Linked DNA regions of Mus musculus: region 1 is linked to region 2. A link is a loop called in an ENCODE intact Hi-C map of the cell type or tissue named here. Cell type or tissue: gastrocnemius. All regions are shown on one strand. Links, peaks and the distances in the headings refer to the core of each region. The heading gives the core; the rest is flanking DNA. Region 1 has its middle 33 kb from the start of Gm47843. Region 2 has its middle 34 kb from the start of Gm47843.

Evidence for each region. A loop is a pair of places that touch in the nucleus more often than their neighbours do. Peaks named below come from ENCODE experiments on the same cell type or tissue, not always from the same donor. Only the 100,000 strongest peaks of a DNase experiment are listed, where the experiment ranks them.
Region 1: it touches region 2 in a loop (2.5-fold over the local background); 2 of 42 quality-filtered maps call a loop at or near these places.

What each region holds. Positions count from the first base shown.
Region 1 is chr10:23,603,956-23,612,298 of GRCm38, reverse strand. No RefSeq gene overlaps it. Among named protein-coding and RNA genes, the nearest start is that of Gm47843, 33 kb to the right of the region's middle. In gastrocnemius, for the core only: a CTCF peak has its summit at 926 (motif pointing right); a DNase peak (open chromatin) is centred at 924; H3K4me3 peaks cover 1,153 bases; H3K27ac peaks cover 2,464 bases.
Region 2 is chr10:23,537,050-23,545,392 of GRCm38, reverse strand. No RefSeq gene overlaps it. Among named protein-coding and RNA genes, the nearest start is that of Gm47843, 34 kb to the left of the region's middle. In gastrocnemius, for the core only: a CTCF peak has its summit at 3,149; no DNase peak of the experiment used is centred there; H3K4me3 peaks cover 1,250 bases; H3K27ac peaks cover 1,909 bases.

The DNA.
Region 1 (8,343 bases), core at 325-8,324, 67 kb before region 2:
AGCAGCTGTAGTTATTGTAATTATACCAACCCAAAGCCTGGAAATGAAGGAGTCTGGAAATCACTTAGCATCACCACACAGTATGGCCTACATCAGCAATCTTAGTCACTAAGAATACATAATTTTTCCTCTACCGCATGTTTGCTTGCTTGCTTTAGACAGTACTATATCATCTCAATTGAAGTCATTCAAACTAAAATGTCACTATGTGAATTTATAATGGATCGATACATTTTTAAAAGCTGGGTTTCAATATAGTTTCAGAATGAAAGGGAACGAATATAATTGTATACACAATAAGGGATTCAAGGGATTACCAAAAGCATAATGTAATTGCTATCAAACCACCATGATTGATTCACAATAATTAAAATACATTTACCTCTCATTCCATAACAGAAACCCACATTTATTTCTTTTAGCTGACTTCTGAGTTTTAAAGTTTTCTTTTTAAATGATTCTTAAATTGAAGAAAAAAATGTAAAAAAAAAAAAAAAACCTCAGGAAAAATTTAAATTTAATATTGTTTCATTACTACTACCTGTTTTTAGGAAAAACACATGCCAGCGTGTGTTATTTAATATTTCTGGAAATTCTAAAGTCACTCACTTACAAAGGAAGCATTTGCCTTGCACTAATATTTCAATATTTCCTATATTTTCTCACAGTGCTGAAAGTAGCAGTCGGCTACTGGGTAAATTCTTCAACTTTGTGTGTTCTGCTTTATAACGTTGATGCCCATGATGGGATGTTGACCCCGATGATACAACTTCCCTGTATAATGGCCACATTCACCTCGGCCTCTAAGATGCAGTGGCTTGGAAGCTATAAGACAACATGAAGAAGTCCCTGCAGGATTTTTCGCGATTATGTAAATAGCGACCTGCACCCCAGACAGATGTAAAAGCTATTGGCACCACCAGGGGGTGCCAAAGGACAGCACCTGTTTACATTTTCAGCTAATGGGCCCTAAGAAAGAGTAGAAAAAGAATTGCCCCCAAGCTAGACCGTTAGTGCATAAACTCACCTTGCACCATCGTGGAATATCTGTGTGTAGTACTTGGATGCTACAAGAAGTCATTGATCGCTGCAGATAAATAGGAGCACTGCCAAAAGCTAGCAAGTCTCCCGCTTTTCCAAATGAGTCTACAGATGCAGAACCAGGGAGGACTTGGTCCTCGTGAACCAAGTGGACTTCATCGTGGTCAGTTGGGTGAGATGTGGTAGAATATGGACCAGAGCTGAGGTCTCCAGATCTTTTTTGTTCGCCAGAGTATTTTCCTCTTTGCCATGCTCCCCTTTCCCCCAACCCCGGTAAAAGAGCTGGGAGAGAAGGCCTCTCGTGACATCTGTTCGAGCCTCACTGTCCTTTTCAACACCTTGCTGGATAGAAAACAGTCTCCCATGAGCCTCCGGGTTTAAAAGAATAGCTATCGAGAACTCTCTCTGCCTCCTTCCTTCATGAAGATTACTGCAGAACCTAACAGGGCTCACTCCAAGGGCTTTGTGTCCTGTTGAAGAAAACCACATTCCCATCGGAGTGTTTCTAACTCTGCTCGCTTTTTATCTCCAGCTCCCATGAGCACCAGCTGCAGGGGCTTTCTTACTTCCATAGTTATGACTCTGTTGGCCTTCTGTCAAAATTAACAAAACGTCTCATGCCAAAAAACACATCGCGAGCTAATATTTTAAAATTGTCTGTGTTATATAGTACATGCTAAAGCCCCATTCCAAAGAATGCAGATCTGATATCTTCAGGTAAAACCCATATTCTCCCTGTAAGATACAGAGCCTGGCCTTCTCCATAGATGACTGGCTGACTTTAGGTTCCCGATATGTATCTAGGCGAAAGGACACAACACACCATAAATTAGAATTAGAAGCATAACAGAACCGTTTAGAGCCCCTATCGATTTTAATGTGCCTGGTCTAGAGAACCACTTGAGTGAATGTACTTCCCCCTACTCTGACAGCTGTTTTGCCATGACCAGAGGAGGGCTAATGAGGTTACAGCTGTCAGGCTTAATCAAAAGACACAAATATGAACAAGGAATTGGGTAGCTGGTTTCAGTTAATTTGTGCAAATGTACAGATTGGACAGGCAATATTTACACTGGCGACTCAAAACAAACTTTCAGGAATTGAGCCAAAGATGACCTCACTGGTTCTCAACTCCATTCTGGGGAGATAAGACTCAAATTAGAGAAACAGGAGATGGAGCCCCAAAGGGGTCCCAGCTTTGAGACACCCATGAAAAACCCGTTTGCATACAGCACATTTCCCTCTTCATCAAGTATCTAATTGGATTTCCAAGACGGGAGCCTAGTCATTCCAGGAAAAAAAAATCCTCTCCTAACTGTTCTGGGGATGCAGCTTGGGAGTCCGGGTCTTGTATTATTGCCATGGGACTTTATGTAAGAGTCACCCCTCCCCCACCCCCACCCTCGCCCGCGCTCATGAGAGCATCCAGTGTGTGCGCCAGGATTACTGCGCACCCATTCTGTTATGAAAACATCGTTCTATTAATATAAATGCACGCTGCATTTGCCAGGGCTAACGAGAACAGGTGCAAAGTCTTCAGATGCTTGTCCATACCGAGAAATGAAAAGAGTGTACAAACAGTTTTCCCTTGCCGTGGCACCGTGGGTGTCGATGTAACATTCGTCTCTACTGCATTCCTTGATGTTCATGGAAGGTAGCCCGGGAAACTTGATCTGACTGGCTTGGAGGGCAGAGAGGGGAGGAGGAGGAAGAGAGAGATAGTGATGACATGGTCTCTAGGATTCTGTTTATGCAAATACTGTCCTCTTGATCTGGGGCTCACATGGGTCATGTACAGAGCATATTCTGTCCTATCTCCTGCTGAGAATGGGTGGGTACGGACATCAGAAATAGTCTGCTGATCTGGTATGTAGAAAACAGTTGAACGGCACCGAATAGTTCAGATCTTCATCTCTCCCTCTCTCTCTCTTTTAAAAATCTTATCCATGTGACTGCCGTGGTGTTGCCCATAGTTTCAAATTCACTTTGTAGTTCCCAGGCAAGGGAGAAATTCCTTCTCTGAAAAGCCTATCTGGGTTCCAGTCTCCATCCAGAGGGCAGTCTGTGGGATTTACTTCTTTGAACAGGAAGACAAGCAGCCCGTGAATCCACCACTGAATGAATAGCCTTGACAAATGAGTAGTAAGAGCTCTATGTGTGTGCATTTTTTTTTTTTTTAGAAGTTTTGGAGTTCGCCACCAAAACTGGGTGTCTGTATATGTGTGTGAGGATGGAAAACATGTATAACATGTGTGTTACCTCTTGCTCCCAGTACTGTTAATCACTATCAATCAGAATCTGAAAATATTAAGTGAAAACTTCAAGAAATAAATGATTTAAACGTTTTGATAGGTTTCACTCCAGCATATTGTTAGAGCATTCTATTTATTATTAATTGGTATTAGTATCTGTGCCAGAATTATAAATTAAACTTTATAACAGTTATGTAATATGGTGGCTTGGATGAGAATGGCCCTCACATGCTCATGTTATTGAGCAAAGTCTCTAATTGGTAAACTGCTCAGGGGACTGCTTAGGACTTGTGACTTTGTTGGAGCATGTGTGGTCTTGATAGACTTGTACACTGTACACACATGCATATCTACAGATATTTATAGATATGCGTGTGTGTGTGTGGTGTACACATATACATAAGAGCACATTTATATATAGAAATTTTGGATAATTTGTTGCCAGTGTCTTTACAGTAGTCTCCAAGATGGCTCCCTGGATTCCTACCCCTAGAATACATATACACTGCATTCTTTCCCATTGAGTGTGAGTGAGGGCTCTAACGATGGTGGGATGTTATGCTGTATTCTTAAGGATGAATGAATGCTACTGAAGATGTGGTTCAACCCCCTCCTTGATTAGTTGACTGAGTTAATAAAAAAGGAGATTATTCAAATTACTTGAACTCTCCAGCAAGAAGACTTCCCTGAAGTCATAGAATTTCTCTGGGTATTGTCAAAACAGCCATGTTGTGAGAGCCTGTGAACCCGAGGGTCCTCTAAGAGGCCCCTCAGCTGGAACCCAGGGAGGAAACAAGGATCTCAGGGAGACAAACTCAGGGAGACAAGCAAGGCTTGAATTTACAGGTCGGTGGAGGATGTGGATACCACATGGGGTGGGAGCAGAGCCGACATCTTGATTTCTGTCTGCAAGACTGTGTGCAGTGACTGTGATAAGCTGCATGGGACAGGTGAGCCTCCATGCAAGCACGTGTTACTTTCATGCAGCAGTAGCTGGCTAGTATACTCTCGGTCTGCAAGATGACTCCTAGGGTTTGAACATGAACAAGACTGGCACTCACAAGAACACACGCCCACATTGTGAACGCCACAAGGAACATCAAATTATAAATGGTGGCCATGGTTATTGTGTGCTTCTTGTCAAGCATCTCATTTTCTTCCTTGGCTTAGATTCAGAGATACTCTCTCATCTCTCAGGAAGAATAGAAGTTTGGATTATAGTTTAAAGCTTCAGAACACAGCCTGTATTGACATCACACAGTATGTTTGGGGTTGAATAATTTTATTTGTGAAGGTGGGGATTTCCTTCTAAAGAGGAGCCTGGCTTACCACCAGGTTAAACTTTGGCTTTAGAATGGAGAGCAAGGGAGGCATAGGTACCAGGGTTAGGGGTTTTGCTGCAGAGAATTTGTGGGGGAAGCAGAGAACCTTGCTGATCCAAAAGCAAAATCACCATAATTCTTGCATGTAATTAATTGCTACTAACTGATAGTGTTCACACCAGTCAACCCTAGCGAAGGAGGATTTTCCTTACTTTACAAATCCCTTCTACTTTGCTAAGAATGGAAATAAATGGCAGAGCTTTCAGTGCTTCTAAGTTTGTTTTTGTGTTCTGGGTCCTGGTCTTTGAGATATGCTCCTTGCCTCGAGGTTATTTCAAATTTTCTCTGGTGATCCAAAGCCAAGTCTGGATCAGAGTATTCAAGTTTAGAACAGTGAGTTGAGTGTAGTTTCCAGATGGCTTAGGCATCCAGTACTGGGCCCTTGACATTATGAATCTGGGTCAGGCTTCACCATAAGCGCGTCTGAGGCAGTAGACAGGTTAACCAAGAAATCAGTCTCCATGTGCTTTTCGTAAGATCAACATGTAAAGAGTTGAACCCCACCCACCCACAGACCCCAACAGAGACTGGCAGCCCACACCATGAACGAGATGGTGCAGCAGGCTTGTGACAAGACATGCCCTAGATGTCCTGAGCAGAAGCGGTACGTAAGATTTTCTCTATGGCAACGAATCATGATGTCTTCAGCCCCGATGCCATGCTGTGAGTGACAAATGCAGTGCAATCACTACTGTTCTCAGGAGATATTATAAAACGTTCATGGAAAGGGCTGGCGTGCTTTTCATCTGAAGTTCTTTTTAGCGAAAGCAGTTACATAAATGCATGAGCGGACGATGCATGCAAAGTCACAGCTTCTTCTTCATTACAGAATAATGTGGGTCTGACGGCCGACACCTAAACCCCAACCACTGCCACGCTTCAGTCAGTAACGTTCTGTTGGAACAGTGATGTTCAGCTGATAACATGGTACTTATGTCGACTTGCGTTCCACAGTGGGCAGAAGCCTGTAGATAAGAAAACATTATTGAGCTGCAAACTCTAAAAACACACATTTTCTTTCACAAAAAGGTGGATTGACTTAGTTTAGAAAGACTTTGTTTGTTTTTATTATAGAAAACTCCAAAAAAAAAAAATCTCTGTAGGAGGAGAACCTGGACATTTATAAAGACTTAAGAAGAGAGAATGTTTACATTGACCAGTGTGGAAAATGAGTTACTTTAAAAGCAGTAATTAGCTGCCATGCTCTTATTACCAAACCAATCTCAATAAGTATTATCTACCTGTTTTTAGTCCCATAATAACTCTATCCAATATTTCTATATTACAGATCAAAAGGCGGTTTAGACTTAGGACAGTCAAAAAATGGCTCCATGCTACAACTGTAAATCTAGCTCACTTCTACCTGGAGTCTAAAATCTCAGCAGCACATTCCAGTTCTCTATCCAGACAACAAGGTGAGAATATCCTGTATAAGGCGACCATGAGTAAAGAAAGTCTTTCAATTTGGGACCAATTTCATAATTTAGAATTGAAAGTATATAGTATAAAACCATTTGTTTATCTTCCGTCTCTTAGGAACAAGAGCCATTCTGTGTTTTAATAAACATTGACTGACTTATACCTGTGCCAAGATATCTTGACCCCATGCAAGATTCTCCTTCCTTTTCAACTCAGTGGTGTCTACACACAAACTTTTAATATTCAACAATAGAATGAAGGACATACTTATCAATGTCTTACTCTTTAGTCTTGAAGGGAGATTACTTTCTGAGGTCAGTCTCATGGCTGTGATAGAAAGGTTTGCATGCCTAAGAGACACCACCTAAACCCAGATTATAGTGGCTGGCCTTTAGTTGTTGGTAGTATAGTTAAACAAGGTTTATTTGCCAATAGAAGTAAGACAAAAGGTTATCGTTCACAAAAGTTTGGAAAAAGTCTCTGACAGCCAGGAAAATTGAGGATTAGAGAGTATTAAGTATAACTCATTTTTTTTGTTGTTGTTTTGTGCTTCCTGAATGTCTATAAAGAGTAGCCCTCTCCCTCATTAGACAATTGAAAATACCTGAAGGTTTGCCACAACTCATGAGACAGCACTGTGGGCATCTAGAGAGACAAGGTCAGTGGGATGCTGCTGAACTCAGGACAGTGCCCAGGAAAGTCCCTCCTCACAAAGTGATAGATTCGGTCTGGGGAAGTATTGGTATTCAGGCCGTGCTGGCTTCCAAGGGCACAGGGATGCTTGTTTGATGCAGAATACTATATGATGCAAGAAGGCACATGTTGAATTCTTATAAAAAGAAAGTTATTGCAGCACAGAATCAAGCAGGAAGCAGGTCCACCTTGTTAATACATTTGGGAATCATCATTAACATTTTTCTAGTTTCCTAGCACTGTGGTAGCCAACTTCCATGCAGTTGGCTTAGACAATAGAAATTTATCTCCCAAATCTGCAGGCTGGAAGTCCAAGCTCAAGGTATGGACAAGCCTGTCTTTTATTAAGCACTGTGGGTAAATCTTCCTCCTGCATCACTCCGTGCACGTGCTGGTTTCTTTGCAACCAGCATTTGCTTTGCTTTTCTACCCCAACATCTGCCTCCATCTATATATCTCTATCTCTGTCTCTGTCTCTGTCTCTGTCTCTACCCCTACCTCTATTTCTACCTCTATCTTTATATATGGCCTCTCTCTGTGTGCCTGTATGCAAGTTTCCCTTTTGATAAAAGACTAGCCATACTGAATTAGAGCCCACTTTTGTGATTCCAACATGCTACACTACATCTGTAAAAACTCCATTTTCAAGTAGTGCCATGCTAGAGGATGGAAAGAATTAGAACTCCAACATACCTTATTTGGACAGACATAATACAGCCTGTGCAGTGCCCTAGGCCAGTACTATTTTAGAAGAGGAATGGGTGGCTGGGATTGAACCCAGGGTTCTGTGTGTGCCAGGCAAGCACTCTGCCATTGAGATAGATACCTCCCAAGCCCTCCTAAGCTTATTTTAGAAATGAACAGCCCGACAACTGTACTTTTTCTATGGTTTCCTGAAGGTCTTTTATTCCTTGTGAGCCCCTAGAAAGGCAAACATTTTGTAGTGGGCTCTGATGAACTCTAACTCATGACTTTGCACATGCTAAACCAGTACTCTACCTCTGAGTTACAACCCCAGTCATAATGGAAAAAGATTTAAATAAACAAACTTCTGTTGTAAAAATGTATGAAAAGCCATTTCATGGCACTTTTCTCCACTACAAAAAGTTAGAACTCTCTGTGAACATATGGGAACACATACGCACAAGCAAGATGAAGATGAGTGTGTATAGAAAATCTGCAACTGTTCTGAAAAAGAATATTAGCAACTTAATTTGTTCTTGGAGGGAACCTGGGTTGGACATAATGATCCATTTGCTTTTCTAAGTGGTTTCCCAGCAGCTTACAGGCCCCCTTGGTGGTCGGTGAGACGATTAAACAAAAGAGCCCAATGTGCTCGCCCAATCCCGCCACCCGAAAGTGACCAGCCAATATTACCTGTGACCTTTCCCAGGCGTGTAAGCAGAAAACCCTTCTTGAAAGAGGGAGCGATAAAGAAACCCCGGACTTCATTCTTTCCTGGGTTTGCTCTTAGGAATGTTTATTGGCGAGACACTAAGAATAAACCCAGGTATTGAAGGGGGCGCTGGGAGGTTGGCAAGCATGGCTAAGTCCAG
Region 2 (8,343 bases), core at 40-8,039:
AACAGTGTAGCGCGACCATGGCTGTGAAGACAGAGAATCTGCTTCATTAGCGATCAGTGGAGGATGGACAGAAGCATGGAAGATGAAGCTGGAGAAGCATGGTCTCCACTGGTCCTCCAGAGACACAGCCATGGCCGAAGGAACAATAAACGTCGGCTCCCAACTGGGAACTTTGCAAAAGGCAAGATGGCATCTTTACCCATGTTGTTTTTTCATGGGCTTATGTTCTTCAAGCGGCTGTACGCCGATGGCTTCTCAAAGGGCATATTTGGCTGGCCAGAGCAGATGTAGGTATGAGAGGCATCTACCCAACCATCACTTGCGTGACCCCACCAACCTAGGCACATTTCACCACTCACACAATCAAATGCTTTTTAATTGAAAAAAAATCTTATTATGACTTCAAATAACCTTGAAAACTTTTTTCTATGATTTTATTTGATTATAGTTATATAAAGTATATTCATATTTATAGATATTTTATATTTTAACATATATAAGTATATACAAAATATATTTTATATAAATAAAATCTAAAAATTATATATAAATATTTACAGTTATTATATATATATATATATATATATAGAGAGAGAGAGAGAGAGAGAGAGAAACTTAAATTTTTTTCTACTTATTTATTTATTTACTATGTACCAAATCTAGGATCACACTTGTATTGAACATGTATTCTAACATCGAGTTAGAACAACCAGAACCCATTTTTAATAAAAACATAACCTATGTGCAGAAATGTACAGACTCATGAAATAAATAAATAAGAGATTAGCAACTAGGTTAAGAAACAGGAAAAAAAACCACTGTTTTTGGCTTTGTTGTTTTTTCACTAAGAGTCTAAACATAAATGAAGAGAAGTTATGAGGGATACATTTTAAAAATCTGATAAATTCAGATACATATACACACCTATATACTGAAATGCTATGTAGTCTACTCCTCACCCAAATAGAAAAAAAATCCTTTCATTTTTAATGAAGTAGATCAACACAGAAGGACAAATGACCTATGATATTTCTTATGTGGTATGGGCCAACTAAAAATGTGGAGCTCCGGAGAGCAGAGAGTTGAAAGGTCATTATTGGAGGATGGTTTGGGGAATGGAGAGAAGTTGATCCAAACAGTCCAGAATTTCAATGATCTGGGATGAAGAATGTTTGAAGATCCACTGTGCAGCAGGGAGACTTGCAGCTAACCACATGCCATGCTTCAGTTTGTAAAGGGAGTGTGTGTGTGTGTGTGTGTGTGTGTGTGTGTCCGTGTGTGTGTGTCCTATAAAACCCTGCCCACATGCTGGATGTGTTCATGAGCTGGGTGGCAGCAATCATTTCATAATGTGCATGTGTAGGAAACCAGCCAGCATTTTACTTCTTAAATACATTTAGTTTTTATTTATCAAATATACCCTCAAGAAACCCAGAAAAACAAGTTAAAATTTCTGCTTACATGTAGGAAGCATAAACACAGTTCCTATTTATACTATAACCCAGAACTGATTTAATTTGTTAGAAGTGGTAAGGTCATTTACACACTGCATTGACAACATCTACGGCAATAATTTTCTTATTTAATTATTTGAAAGTGAAATGCAAAACTACTGTCGTTTCCCAAATCACTTTTATAAACTGGTAACGATACTATCAACTGTGGATAATTTATTTTTAGTGTTTTGTTGTTATCTTTGGAAGGAGATATATTTAAATGACAATTAATATACTTTGGACTTCTGTGAATAGGAAATCTTGTGAAAAAAAGAAAAGAAAGAATAAAATAAAAAGAAAAGGAACTTTGGAGTCTGCAGACCTGGATTTTAATTCAGGTTCACTGTTGAAAAGCAGTTTCTGTTCAGGCTTAAAAGTTTTATGTAATTTTTGTGAGTTTCCAGTTTCCTGTTCTGTAGATTGGGAACAATAATGCATATTTCATCGACTATTAAAAACTATAAGTGCAGAAGCATATGTAAAGCATTTAGCATGATTCTCGACACATATTAGGAAGCTAATAAACACTAAGCCCTTTCCTATAGCCACTTGCACATTTCCCATGGAAATGGACCCTAATTTCTCCAATGTCTCAAGAGTTTATTAGCAAAAATGTTGTTAAAATTATTGTATGGTATCTTTAAACCTTAAAACCCCTAAACTATTTATGTCTTTTTCCCATTAGACGTTCTTTCATTTTGGCAAAATTATTGTAAGTCAATGATTACAGTGATCAGAGCTCGTTGAAATTGTATATATGTGCATCACTGTTTACATATACACATAAGTCACTATTTTCTGGAGGAAGGGAAGATGAAAAACTAACAAATGAAATCAAATTGTAACTTGCAGCAGCCTAGTAGTTATACTAATGGTACCTGAGTAACAAGCTGTTTGCTTCTGGATTAAGCCTTTAGAGGGTTCTATCTATGCAGCTTGCCAGTAACGACAAGGGCCACTGAAGTCATCTCGCGATACACGCACTTGGGCTATTTAAAGTCTGCTGTTTCATTTCCAAACTTCATACCCTGACGTCTCCAGAGTTGTTCACTTGGCACCCCTGGCTACACTTCAGCGGATAATTTGCACGCTACATAAGCATTTAGAAAAAACCCGGGTTAAACTGGGGGCGGCGAGAGTCATCAGTAACATTTATAGTCACTGTTTCACCCAATGGGACAAGCGGTGCATCTTGCAAGGGAAAGAGAACTTTCCTTCAATGCTGTTTCTACCTCCACATTGACATGGCAATGACCGCCCCCCAAGCTAAATTTACATTTGGCTTCATTTGTCAAATGGTTTTTGTACATTTCCCCTCCCCTAGACATTAATTTCCCCCCTTTTTAATACTTTAGTCAAGAGATTTGTCATTTAATTTGGGCCAAGCAAACTTGGAGAATGCAAGAACGACCTTTCATTTCCAGGATCGTTCAGTGTTAACTTTCAGCGTGAGGATGATGTAGATCAGATCAATATGTTGAAGATCCACACAGTTTACAAAATCCATTCAGCACAGGAGATAAATCGGAGCAGGAGGTGTGTGTGCCTTTGTGGGGCTGGGGAATGTGCTTTATTCACGGGAAGCAGCTGTCATGCTGGTTCAGCACTCAGGGGAAAGAGAAAGTTACTTCTTCCCTACTGTTCAAGCCTGGCTCTGCAGGTGGCTTTGTGGATCTGCAGGGAGGAGCCTGGAAACATTTGCCTTAGGCTTCTTTTCTCCATATTGGGTATTGCCCGAATTTGGCACATTCAGCACTCCGTGGACGAGGTATGCACAGGGCATCATTTCCCTCTAAGGCGAATGCCTTCCCTGCTGGCAGACCTTCAGAATCCATGAGCTCAGCCAAGCACCTTTGACCCCTCCACACAGCTGACAGCACAGTTGGCAGCCAGGAGCTTCCATTTATCCTAGGTCAGCTCCTGAGGCACCAACAAGCCCAGAAAGGAGGATGTGAGCAGTGACTTCAGAAATAACAGCGAGAAGACCTAAGAGTTAGTTGCCTTGGGTCTACTCAGGAAGAACCATTGACTAAACTGGTAAGGACAGGAACACAAGAGAAGGATGGAGAAATGGGCTGATCTGATACATGATCTGAAGACCCAGGAGGGGAAACCATTGCCTTTAACAGTGAGCCAGTGGACTGCACGGCAAGCCCCTGGGGACAATGCCTTTGCATGGGCAGATATAGCCATCTTCATGTCCGTGTGGCCCAGTTGTTCCTGAGAATTGGTGTTCACTCAATGGATGTTGGGGCAATTAGCTAGTGAGGACCATGACTGCATTTTATGAGTAGAGACACGTTTATATTTTCTGAGTTCTTTAATCTATTCAATAACATTTCTAAATCATTTCTCTACATCAATGGTTTTCAACCTTCCTGAAGCCGCGACTCCTCATGCTGTAACAATTCCCTAACTATACAATTATTTTCACTGCTACTTCATAACTGTAATAAATCACAGTGTAAATATCTGACAGGTGATCCCCAAAGGGATTCTGACCTACAGGTTGAGAACCACTGCTTTATACCAACCGAGAAAAAAAGGAACTCACTATTATCTTTTCCTTCACTTCTTACTGCTATCTATGTTTAAACTCTATGCTTAACTTTCTCTTGCTCCACACTGACCATGACCAAGGAGAAGCAAATCCCCTTTTGCAGATAAAGATGCTAAAGTTCAGACAACCTACACAGTGCCCATATTTATATGATAAGGACACAACTGAACCAAAAGGCTAGGTTATTTTTTTGATGCTAAAACCTTTCAGTTTTTTTCTCATGACCTAAATATCTAAATCACTCGGAATGGAGACAGAATATAATGACATATTTGCTTAGAGAATGTCAAATAAGAGGACAGGAAATCAGATGATAAGATAAAGACTTCTGGGAAGACTTAGAGGTGAAGGAGGGAAGGCTACACGTGATCAAGGCACAGTGTATTCATGTCCAAAAATTTCAAAGCATAAATAAAAATTTAAAAAAAGAATTTATATTCAGAAAAAAGGTATTTAGGAAAGAAAAAAAATCACTTATCAAATGTAATGGACTCCTCTTTCAAGATAGAAAATATTCACTAATTTGGAATAAACAATAAAACACACAGAAAAAAGTGAAAACCATATGCTCAACTGAACAAGAAATTAGGCAACAATAAACATAAAGATAACTTTGCCCTTGGTTGGGGACTTTCCATGTTGGAAAGCTGTCTGTCACTTCTATCTCCTAATAATGTAAGATTTAATAAAATTCTGACCAGCTTCTGCATCTTCCACAGATTTTAGGGCTCATCATGGAAAATGAATGCAAGAAGAGGCACAATATTTTGAAGATGAGTGAAGCTAACTCGTATGGTTAGACATTAACATTTGTTGTAAGCTATGTTGTTTAAACAGTGTAGAACTAATAGATCTTTGGAGTTATGAAGACATCAGACAGATGGTAAAATGTTTAAATAAGTGCATAGGTATACATCCCTAACCTAGAATCTATCTCCTCATGAGAGTCACTTACAAATGAAAATTACTTTTTTCCAAAGGAGTTTCACTGGGGAACCAAACCACTCTTAATGGTAGGCTTCATGCCCATGAGTAGGTGCCAAAACAAAACCAACTCAACAGTGTTTGGGAAAGTTCTTTGTCTCATAGTTCTGAATCATGGTTGTTGTTTTGGTTATTTCCTTCCATCCTTCCTTCCTCCTCCTCCTCCTCCCTTTCTTTCTTTCTTTCTTTCTTTCTTTCTTTCTTTCTTTCTTTCTTTCTTTCTTTCTTTCTTTCTTCTTCTTCTTCTTCTTCTTCTTCTTCTTCTTCTTCCTCTTCCTCTTCCTCTTCCTCTTCCTCTTCCTCTTCCTCTTCCTCTCTCTCTCTCTCTCTCTCTCTCTCTCTCTCTCTCTCTCTCTCTCCTAAATCTTAAATATCACAGGCACCTTGGCTTCCACTTTTGGGATTTGTAGGATCCTAGTGTTTGCAAATGTATGTGTCTCTGTATCAATATACATTTTTTTAAAGCTTTTTTTCTTTGGATTTTTTTTGGGGGGGGTGTTGGTTGTTTTTTCCTATTGTGAATTGTTTTATCTTTTAATTTTTACTATTATTCCTTAGATGTTTGTTTGTTTTCTGATGAGGGATGACAGAAAGGGTCCAGATAAGATGGGCGATAGGAAGGAACTTGGAGGAATAAGGGAAGGGGAACTGTAATCAGAATATATTGAATGAAAAAACCCTATTTTCAGTAAAAGAAAAATATGGTAGACATGTATAAAGTAGGCACGATGAAGATGGGATTTCAGGTCAGCGAGGAAGCAGCAGGCAAGCAGATCAACTGCAACAATACGTTTGGTTAAAATTTACAAAAATCATAACTACTAGATCATAAAAGGTTTTGTATGTGTTTATAGAGGCAAGTTTAAAATGTAAATATGAATATCTCACTGACCTTGGATGTAGTAAAGTCTTAAAACAAAAATATGTTTCCATGTATTCTGAAAGAGAACTGCTTTCCTCTGCCTCTTCCTCCTTCTCTTTTACCTTCTCTTCCTCCTTCTCCTCTTCTTCCTCTTCCATCTCTCCCTCCTTGTCACCTTCCTCTCTCTCATCCTTCTCCTTCATCCTCCCTCTCCTCTCCTTTCTGTCTTCTCTTGGTTTCTCTATTTTTCCAACCTGCTCTCTAACACAGAATTACTTTGAAAATCTTCACGAATAAATTTGAATGAAAATATCACAAATAAAGTGAAAAATACAAATCACCAACTGTTACAAGTAGATTCAACACACGAAATAAATATGGTTAGCACCTTTGTTTTATAAAAGTTTCCTCTCATGTAAAACTGATGACAGTTTCAATATGGAGACACAGACAAGCAAGTTGCAAGAACCACATGACCAATAAGTTCACAAGTCATATGAAATTCATAAAAATGAGATATATGCTAACTGAAATTAGGTATAGCTTCAGTCATATTAATATGGCAGTGGGCATCAATTCAGGGTTTTTTTTCTAGGACTAATCTCTAATGTTATTGGTGACTGGCTTGTTTGATCTTAATCTCTCTCCCTCTCCCTCCCCCCTCTCTCTCTTTCATTGCAGCTGGAACTCTGAGGACCCCCAGCACTCTCCTTGCAGTTCTTGGATAAAAGAGGATAGGGACAATTTTTTGCTTCTTGTTTTTGCTAGCTCCTCTGGAACGAATGTCCGCACCAGACTCTATTCCCCAGGGACTTAGCAAGTTTTATTGGAACAGGATCATCAGCTCTTTGCTGGACTGGGGCATGGCTTTAATAAAGTACTGACTGGAGAGACAAATTTTTTGCACCAGACTCCATGTGGTCTTCAGATTCTTGTGATCTACAGAGGACCAACTCTCAATGATTAAGACTTCCTTAGAAGTTGGGCTGTCTGCTGGGGGTTTTCCTCTCTGACTCCTTGCAAATAAGCTGAAGTCCAGAGACTTCAAACATACCTTCCCCTTATCTGCTCTCAGAGTTAGATTCAAACCTTCTTTGGTATAGTATAACATTAAATACAGTTCTTTTTTTCTGCTTCTTTCTCTATGTGTTTTAAGTTTCTGTAGTTTTTAATTTTCCTATGCTGGGAATCAAACATAGGACTTCACATAGATGAATATGTTTCTGGGTAATCTGAACTACAAAATGCCATTTTTAAGAGTAAACATTACCTGTATATGAAAATGCAAATCTTGTTTTATGAATTTGTATCTCCGCTCCTGCACTGAGGAATAAAGCTGCATTTTGATATATTCACAGATATTTTAATTGAGTGAATGAAAGTCAAAATTAAGTTTGTTTTACAATACCTCTAGCTTTATTGTCATCTACAATTAATGCACTTCAAATAGCTAGGACTGCCAACCACAAAGTACAGCTTAACTCTGGCTCTAATCACTTCTTTTGATAGTGGCTTACAAATAAGCTGGAATACTTCCCATTCTCACAACTGTTATGCTGCCTACAAAACATGTAACACATATTTGTGGAAATGTTTCTAAGTCTCTAGGTTTGGACATGGGAAGGGCTGGAGCCATAAATATATCCAAGGTGTTTATGAACAAGTACTAATTTGTTCAAAGTTTACATTTCATGTATGGAAATGCTGTTATGATGACCAAGCTCTGAGGGCAGGGTACTTAAAGCCATAGGTGTGAAATGTTTTTTGTTTATTCCATACAAGTTGATTTTGAGTTCTCTGTAAGTAAGTATTTATAGACTCGTTGTTTGTTGTTTTGGTTGAAACAGTTGTTTCTTGTGTTAACTTAGTATGTGAAAGCCATTAAACAAATCATTCAACATATTTTTATGCACTTTCTATGTAACAGAGCCAATAATGAGAATAAAGAATATTTTAAGAGAAAATAAATTTAGTACATTAAGCTTGGCTCCTGATCTTGGGGAAACAGTAGACATACTAGATAAAGGTCAAATGTAAGGTAGTACTTGGTGTTGAATCAACGAGTATAAGACAGTGCTTGGTGCTGAGTCAATGAAGATGATCTATATGAATCAATCAAAACTCTTAGGAGTCCACCATGTATTAGGTGCCCAATGAGTTGTTTGAATGGATACAGATGCTAAACTAATTACTCATATGTATCTGTCAAAGTAGCCCTAAAGTGAGACATTGCAGTACATTTCATCTCCATGTATTAGTTGTGGAAAAATAATGGGCTGCACTATCACATTTCAAAAATATGCATAAAATATTTTGATCACACTCACCTTCCAAACCCTGCTTTCAAAAACTCCCCTACCTACTTACTCTTTTCTGAGCACCTTTTTCTTCTTCCATCATTTCCTTCAATTGTCATTATTGTGAAAGTTGCCATACAATGT